2 separate regions of the Homo sapiens genome follow, and region 2 is linked to region 1. Evidence: chromatin contacts called from ENCODE Hi-C or POLR2A ChIA-PET data. All regions are on one chromosome and are shown on one strand. The core of a region is the stretch at or near the end of the contact, and the rest is flanking DNA. Distances in the headings are between cores, read along the strand shown. Region 1 overlaps DOCK10 (dedicator of cytokinesis 10). Region 2 overlaps DOCK10 (dedicator of cytokinesis 10).

Region 1 (4,498 bases), core at 941-3,440:
TTCTAGGGGCAAATCCTGCCTTGCCTCCTCCAGTTTCTGGTGGCTCCAAGAATGCCTTGGCCTGTGGCCACACAACTCCAGTCTCTGCCTTCGTCTTCATATGTCTTTCCCACCTTTTCTTCCTTTTCTCTCTGTGTCTTTTCCTCTGCTATCTCATAAGAACACTTTTCATTGGATTTACGGCCAGCTTAAATAATCCAAGAGGATTTCATCTTGAAAGGCTTAACTCATCTGCAAAGAGCCTTTTTCCAAATAAGGTCACATTCATGAGTTCCAGTGATTGGGATATGGGCATATCTTTGGGGGAGCCACTTTGCAACCCACTGCAAGGAATGATCATGATACTTACATCACAGACAAAACGAAACGAGAAAATGCTGAGCACATACGACACAGTCAAGAAATGTTATCATCATTTTATGATAACTATCTCCTTAGTTTGTCATTATCATGTTTATTAACATTTTGATAGACCTAACTACATTTAACATAACAGTGAGCTCTATTATGATTGGACCTGTAGAGCAGATGTAAAACTCCAATTGCCACTGAACAAGTCACACAGAGAAAAGATGGCCTCTTTCCCCAAAGCAGCTTGGGAGTCACTGGCCTTATTTTATCAGTGTAAATGCACATTATGGACTTTAAAGAGACAATATTTCTTGTGGTTTAAGAGATAGGATGGCCATTAGGGATCAGGGATGCTAATGAAACATCAACAATGTTACCTTGTAAAATTTTGAACAAATACTACTATTAGATAAAACTTTTAATTTGAAACTAAAAGAAGTGAAGCGTATGTCTGTGTTTTAGATTTGCCTTTTTTGAACAAAAGGTTCATTCAGTCAAACATGAAGTCAACACACTCAGGAAAGTGTCAGGATTTCCAGATTGTGGGTCTTTCTTCTGATTCGAGTTGCATCAGCCACGGTTCTAAGGAGAATTCTACTCCCAAGATCAGCATTCTAGTGGAATCATAAAAGGTCCCACACCACCATCAGTGAACTTAGGATCTCCATGGGGATGTTTACCCAAAACTCAAACTGAAAAATGTAACCTTCCAGCCAGGCACGGTGGCTTACACCTGTAATCCCAGCACTTTGAGAAGCCGAGGCAGATGCATACTTGAGTCCAGGAGTTCAAGACCAGCCTGGGCAACATGGTGAAATCCTGCCTCTACTAAAAATACAAACATTAGCCAGGTGTGGTGGTACACACATAGTCCCAGCTACTCGGGAGGCTGAGGTGGGAGCATCACTTGAGCTCAGGAAGTCGAAGCTGCAGTGAGCTGAGATCATGCCACTGCACTCCAGCCTGGTGATAAAGTGAGACCCTGTCTCTAAAATAGAATAAAATAAAAATAAAAATGTAACCTTCAAATTCCTTCCCATTCTCAAATAGAGATGGAATTTGTCACTCTCAGAATTTACCCTGGTCATTTCTCGGTTCTTGCTGTCTGCCCCAAGACAGACCACACTGATGTGGTTCATACCAGTTCTGCAGTGTTGAGCGACCAACAACATTCTGTGGGTGACGAGATGCCACCTGCTGGCTTTTTTCTTTCTGCATATGTGGATGTTTACACCTGCCCGATCATGCAAGACAGACCACACTGATGTGGTTCATACCAATTCTGCAGTGTTGAGCATCCAACAACATTCCAGACTGTTTCTGGAAGCTGTGGGTGACGAGATGCCAGCTGCTGGCTTTTTTCTTTCTGCATATGTGGATGTTTACACCTGCCTGCCCATGCAACTAGCTCCTCGTGGCATGGCGTGGCCATTGTCTCACTATGATGAGGAGTCACTGAGACATTTTCTGTCTCCAAATATTCTCATCAGTTAACAGTTAAAGAGAGCTGAAGAGCTGACTAAATCTCAACTACTGAGGCCAAAGAAATGTATGACTTATCTATCAATAAAGGACCCTAAGAGGTGGAATCAGGCTTACATCTATGTAAACTCACTGAGAAAGCCGTGTTGTCATTGCTGTTCTTGGTCTGTGCCTGCTTTTATTCAGCATGCCACTTGGTAATGGAAACTTGAAGAAATGATACTACAAATAAGTGATATTGAGGATGACAGTCTGTTCATTTTTAAAGGGCAAAATGGCAAAAAGGATGCATTTGTCCTTTCAGACCTCTTCTCACAATGGACAGCAGGGGGCAGTGCTAATATAGGGAGAGTTTAGCATCAGGTAAACAAGTGGTATCGGCCTTCAAAAGTCAGATGCCTTCGTGAGCCACATAGCCTTTCACATTTGAAATACTCTAACTCACTTTTCCTCCCAAGTGTCATTTATTCATCCTTCACGGCCCAGGTCAAATAGCTTAGACTCTGAGAAGCCATATGGAATCCCCCTGACTGAATTACGCTCCCTCTCTCTTGGCTATGGGTTGCTTATGTGTGTCGCCTTACCATCTCCCCCCAGATTCACATGTTGAAATCCTAACTCCTTAGACGGTGGTATTAGGAGGTGGGGCCTTATGGAAGATGGTTAGGTCATGAGGGCAGAGCCCTCAGGAGTGGGATTAGTGCCCTTACGAAACAGGCTCAAGGGAGCTCATTTGCTCCTCCTACCATGTGAGGACAAACCAAGGAGATGCCATCTGTGAACCAGGAGGCAGGCCCTCACAGACACCACACCTGCCGACGCCTCGATCATGGACTTCCTGCCTCCAGAACTGTGTGAAATTAATTTTTGTTGTTTATAAACCACCCAGGTTATGGTATTTATTATAGCAGCCTGCATGGACTAAGACACTGCCCTTCCACAGTATTGCAAATAAAACTCTATTATAGAAAGTCTGTTGTATACTGGCCAGGCACAGTGGCTCATACCTGTAATCCCAGCACTTTGGGAGGCTGAGGCGGGTGGATCACAAGGTCAGGAGATCAAGACCATCCTGGCTAACATGGTAAAACCCCATCTCTACTAAATACACAAAAATTAGCCAGGCATGGTGGCGGGCACCTGTAGTCCCAGCTACTTGGGAGGCTGAGGCAGGAGAATGGCGTAAACCCGGGAGGCGGAGCTTGCAGTGAGCTGAGATCAAGCCACTGCACTCCAGCCTGGGTGGCAGAGCGAGACTCCGTCTCAAAAAAAAAAAAAAAAAAGGTCTGTTGTATATTGTTGTGTAGCTCTTTTCATTCATGACTTACCAAAGTCCCGAGCACCTACCTGCTAGTTCATCTATGTACTTACTGATAAATGCATATACCCTGAATGTGGCCAGACTACTGCTACTATTTCTACTATTAGTAGCTAACCAGTCACTTTAAAGTACTGATAAAATATCACTGCCCATAATAATGTTTGGCATCCCACTGTTGACACAAAACAGCACTAAGCCACTTCATAGTTTAACTCCAATTAACACATCATTAGCCAGATTAACACAATAGCTTCTAGTGATTAATTTTTTTTCTTTTTGAGATGGAGTCTCACTCTTGCCTAGGCTACAGTGCAGTGGCACGATCTCGGCTCACTGCAACCTCTGCGTCCTCAGTTCAAGCGATCCTCCTGCCTCAGCCTCCCGAGTAGCTGGGATTACAGGCGTAAGCCACCATGCTCAGCTAATTTTTGTATTTTTAGTACAGACGAGGTTTCACCAGGCCAGACTGGTCTCGAACTCCTGACTCCAAGTGATTCTCCTGTCTCAGGCTCCCAAAGTGCTGGGATTACAGGCATGAGCCACCCGGCCTGATTTTCTTTCTAGTAGTAGCCTATGACCTGTTTCGGGCAACCTTTCTCTGAGGGAAAGACACAGAAGCATGGCTGGCTCGTAGAGTCACTACTGTCAATCCCTTTTTCCCGCCCTACTGTTGGCGTAGACACCTTGGAGACATTGTGAACGTGTTGAAATTCTCCAGGCCTTCTCACAGGATTGGCACCAATTGCTTTCAATGAATTACGAACAGGAAATGCTCAAAACAATACAATTGTTTCTTCCTTTGCTAGAGAACTCAACTTTCACTCTTCCGCATGTGGAAAGCACAATTCCACGAATGACTGTAATAAATAGAATATGTGTTTATAGATACTAGGAGATCCCCAGCGGTTCTTTCCTTCTAGTTTTAGAATCTGGCCACATAGATCATTATAAACTGCAGCAATAAGACTGAAGTCAGTTTTCCATCATGTGTAAAACCAGTAATTGCATGTGTGTGTGTGTGTGTGTCTGTGTGTGTGTGTGTGTGTCTGTGTGTGTGTGTGACTTGAGTGATCCCAATGCTGCTTTATAAATGATAGAACATAGCCTTTGTGGCTTCGGAAGACTCATCATGAATCTTCCCTGGGCCAGCTATATTTTTGCATAGAAAGTGTATGAAATTGAAATTCACATCTCTTCCCTTTGGATATACTGTAATTTTCAAACTGAAGGTCATTTGCCAATTCAGCAGTTCCTGCTTCAGTGCCTTGTGACATCAGGCAGGATGCTGTCTGAAGAATGATCAGAGAGATCCTGTTGCACCACACATAATAAAGCTTTCAATCC
Region 2 (4,498 bases), core at 1,430-3,929, 130 kb after region 1:
TCTGGGCAACTGGCCTACTGTCAGTCTTCACTCCTTTAAATGGAGATAATAACAATGCCTATTTCAAGTGATTGTTGTGGTTACACATGGTACCATATCAAAGGTACTCAGACATTGCTTGGTACAAAGTAAGCATTCGTTAAATACTTAACTGTCATCTAAATATGTGAGAAATTGCATTGAAATTTATCAAAACTGCATGCAAGTTATTGATATTTGTATTGATATATGTGAGATTCTTGTTGACAGGTAAGCTAAAATGGAAATGTGTCACCAATAAGAATCTTGTCAAAAAATGAAGCTGTTTTATATTCTATAACTTTGACTGTGTACTAGGTGTGAGTAGAAATGAAAGTAGTTGAAGTCAGGTTTATTCATTCTCCAAATATACTTATTCCAAGTGTCTACTGTGAGCCAAACTTGTCCTAAGAACTGGGAAAACAGGAAGTAACTAGATAAGCAAGGTCCCTAGTGTCTTGAAGATTAGATTCTTTTTGAAAACGGCAGAAAGTAAACAAGAAAACTCACAATTTAAGTGCACATTATGCAAAGTTCTTTAAAAGAAATAAATATGGAGAGATGTGTTCCAGAGGAATTCAGGAAAGGGTTACTTTAGACAGGATGGTCATGGAAGGCCCTCTCGGCAGAGGTGATTTTGAACAGAGACCTAAAGGTTGGGAAGGATAAAAAGGCAGGTCAGGGGAGAACATTCTAGGCAGAAGAAAGAGAAGTACAAATGCACCAAGACAGGTAAGCTTTAGCAAGTTCTAGGAACTGAAAAGAGTTAGGGAGGTGAAGGGTATACCAAGATGATGTAGAAGAAACAGAGATAAGATGATGTAGGGCCTTAAGCCATAGTAAAGAGTTTGAATTTATCCTAAGTGTGATTGGAAGCTATTCAATGGTTTAAAGCACTTTAAAAACAAGAGTTGTCCAAGAAGAAGAATTAGGAGGCTACTACCACCGTTTATTGCATGGCTTGAACAAGGGCTGGCAAGGGAGAAGGAGAGAAATGGGTGGATTGGACTGGTGTTTTGTAAATTGGGCTGATAAGCTTTCCTAATGTATTGGATATACTGGATAATGGAAAAAGAAATCTCAAGGGTGAGTACTGGTTTTTGTTTTGGACGGTTTTACACATTGTGATGCCATTTACTAAAATGGTAACACGGGAGGGAGATTTGCACAATACAGGTCAAAAATACCATTATGAACATGTTTCACTTGTTGGTACTATTAGATATCCAAAGAGAGATGTCTTAGGGACAGATTCAAATGCAAGTTTGGCGGCCAGGCACGGTGGCTCACACCTGTAATCCCAGCACTTTGGGAGGCCAAGGCAGGCAGATCACCTGAGGTCAGGAGTTCAAGACCAGCCTGTCCAACATGGCAAAACCTTGTCTCTACAAAAAATACAAAAATTAGCTGTACACAGTGGCACACGCCTGTAGTCCCAGCTACTTAGGAGGCTGAGGCAGAAGAATCGCCTGAACCCAGGAGGTGGAGGTTGCAGTAAGCCGAGATCATGCCACTGCACTCCAGCCTGGGTGACACAGTGAGACTCCGTCTCAAAAAAAAAAAAAAAAAAAAAAAAAAAAATGGAGTGGCCATGAATGGAAATACAAATTTGGAAGTCTAGTTCAGACAATGATGTTGGTTGGGGGGAGAGGGGCGGGATCTAAAAATATCTATGACCATAGAGAAGGGGCCAGGAACCAAATAAAATATCTGAAGAATGAATAGAGAAGTGACCAAAGAAGACTAAACAGGGATGGCTGTTGGGATAAAGATAAACCAAGGAATACTGTATCATGAAACCAAGAGCAAATGGGTAGCTATGGGATTGGTGCCAAGAAGCTGAGGAACATGAAGTGAAAGAGGAGTCCATCTGGTAGACATGGCAAAGTGGAGGATGTTGATGACTATGGCAAGAGCAGCTCCCATGGAATGCAAAGTGTTAGGAGTAATCTGATCATGCTTTCAGGCAGGATTTTAAAATAAAAACAAAACAAAAATCTAGAAACTTAGTCCTTGAAACCATTTGGAAATACCTGTATTAGTCTGTTCTCATGCTGCTAAGAAAGACATACCCAAGACTGTAATTTATAAAGGAAGGAGGTTTAATTGACTCACAGTTCAGCATGACTGGTGAGGCCTCAAGAAACTTACAATCATCATGGAAGGGGAATCAAACATGTCCTTCTTCACATGGCGGCAGCAAAGGGAAATGCCAAGCAAAAGGGGGAAAAGCCCCTTATAAAACCATCAGATATTATGAGAACTCACTCACTATCATGAGAACAGCATGAGGGTAACTGCCCCCATAATTCAATTACTTCCCACTGGGTCCCTCCTATGACATGTGAGGATTATGAGAACTACAATTTAAGATGAGATTTGGGTGGTGACACAGCCAAATCATATCATTACCTCAAATGGTAATGTCACTTAGTCACCTTGTTAAATAAAAATAGATGCTTTTTTTGACCCAGAACATATTTAAATGTAATTTAAAATGCAATTTAGAAACTGAAAATCAAAGATAGTGGGCTTTTCTTTCTACTGCCAGGGGCATATGACTCCTTCCACGTGAATTCCTTTCTTTGTACTAAGACCCATATTCAGAAGCCAAATGTTTGTATTTGGGCCAATCTCCCCAGGCAAGAGAACACAGCCAAGTACAGAGAACCAAGTTAGTGTGTCCTTTGGTATCTGTCAGGCCAAAGGGTTAAGTTGATTTGGAGTGTTTTGTACGTCAGTGTTGTTTTTCATTTTACAGTTGATACATATGTTGAAAAACTAGGAAATTACTTTAGAAAAATAATTTCATTGTGCCTATAAGCAATAACACAAAAAATAATGTCAGCCTCACCTTCACAGCAGTTTGTTATTTAATACCATTGTTTTTTAAAAATCAGTGTTTATTTATTCACTGACACTCTTTCATTAATGAATCTATTTTTAAACTCATTGTTCTTAATTCAATGAGCATGTTTTAAATTAATTGAAATATTTCTCCAAGCTGCTTAGGAGCCAACTACTGCATTTAATGAATGAGATTCTGAAGACTCCCTGAAATAACATCCTCATGATGAGAAAACAATGTTTGACAGCATGTAATTTTTTAGTCAGTAAATTGAAAACCAAATTCAAGTTGATGGTTTTGTAGTATAAAATATTTCTTTGAAAATAGAAATTGACTCCAAAAATCTGAACTAATAAAGCTACATCACAGTAGAACTACATTTAAAATTTTATCTTTGCGAGTTTTTTTCAGAAGAGTACAGAATTCTAAACACAAGAAACCTATGAATTAATTTGTTAGGCTTTGCAGATGCTTTGTTAAATCCTCACTGGAAAGCCAGTGATTTGACATTTATTTTGAAAAGGTGGATTGGAAGAAAGAAATGAATCACCACATGAGCTTTAATTTTTGATGGGTTATCAAAGTAGGTATTTATTTCCATTCACAAAGTAGAAATGAAAATCAAAATGCAACAATTCAGGAAAAAAGATGGGTTTTGCTTTGACCTTCAATGTGTTTTGAGTTCCCACTTTAGTTGTTTTTCTGTAATTTTTGCATTTTTCAACTCTTGGCAGACTACTACTACCACAAAACAAGAGTTTTTCTGTATTAATTTAAATTGGTATACTATAAACTTTTACTTTGTAATTGCTTTATATTTTAAAAAATAATTTATTGAATTTATCTTATATGCAAAAACTTTTTTCTAACAGTAAGGGAGCTGGCAAGTATTGCTAATATTAAGAAATTGGACTTGTCCCCCCCGTATAAACTAGTCACATTACTACATTTCAAAAGATAGGAGATACTGTTAAGCATTTAACAAAACCCACAGTGTGAGTGAGTCTGTGTAGTAATAAACTGGATCACAATAGGGTGTTTCACTATAATCTGTTTGCCCCTAGAATACTGGTAGAGATTGGCATCAACTCAAACTTAAGTAGCATTTTAAAACAGTAAAAATGCTAGTTTTTATAGGCGTATTCCAACTTTAATCACATAAATGTGTAACTACATATATGTGCATGTATGCAATATATGTATATATGTACATATATGTATGTAATTACATATGCATATATTAATTTGGTCTTTGTCTCTGTTGTATGTGACATTTTTCTAGTTGACCATTCTTTCCTTCTTGAATCTTTCTTTGCTTCTGTGATACTCTGGCAACATTTAAAATTTTTTCATTTGTTTTGTAAAATTTTTCCCTACTTCCCAATCCATTTTATAAGTTGTTTTCCCTACTCCCATCTCCATCCTTTGCATGTTGATACTTTCCAGAATCCTGTTCTGATTTTCTTCTATTTCATGGATTCAACAGGACCCCACACACAAAAAAAACCTCTCAGGCCCAGCTCTTCAGCCCAGTTTCCTTGACTTGGCTCAAAACACACATCCAACTGCCACTGGGATGTCCCGCAGATGACTTTCTATATCCCATTTGGAATTCATCTTTGTATCTTTATC

The links. Hi-C counts contacts between places; a loop is a spot of excess contacts on that map. ChIA-PET counts read pairs that join two places held with the same protein, here RNA polymerase II (POLR2A). Pooled maps may share reads with other maps.
Region 2: a map of CD14-positive monocyte shows a loop between it and region 1 (2.4-fold over the local background). The contact joins two enhancer-like sites. A Hi-C loop is called at or near these places in 5 of 168 maps with a recorded cell type or tissue (B cell, CD14-positive monocyte, CD4-positive, alpha-beta memory T cell and 2 more), 5 of 37 single-sample maps with no recorded cell type and 14 of 50 pooled maps. POLR2A ChIA-PET finds 5 or more read pairs at or near these places in 6 of 52 experiments (A673, CD8-positive, alpha-beta memory T cell, H1 and 3 more).

Annotation. Positions count from the first base shown.
Region 1 is chr2:224,999,908-225,004,405 of GRCh38, reverse strand. All of the region lies in intron 1 of DOCK10 (dedicator of cytokinesis 10), which reads left to right. Among named protein-coding and RNA genes, the nearest start is that of MIR4439, 8.4 kb to the left of the region's middle. Within about 2 kb of position 2,190, at least 6 of the 41 ENCODE cell types and tissues checked have a DNase peak (open chromatin) inside an H3K27ac peak, as active enhancers do.
Region 2 is chr2:224,867,917-224,872,414 of GRCh38, reverse strand. The region is part of intron 11 of DOCK10 (dedicator of cytokinesis 10); the gene reads left to right. Among named protein-coding and RNA genes, the nearest start is that of MIR4439, 140 kb to the left of the region's middle. Within about 2 kb of position 2,679, at least 3 of the 41 ENCODE cell types and tissues checked have a DNase peak (open chromatin) inside an H3K27ac peak, as active enhancers do.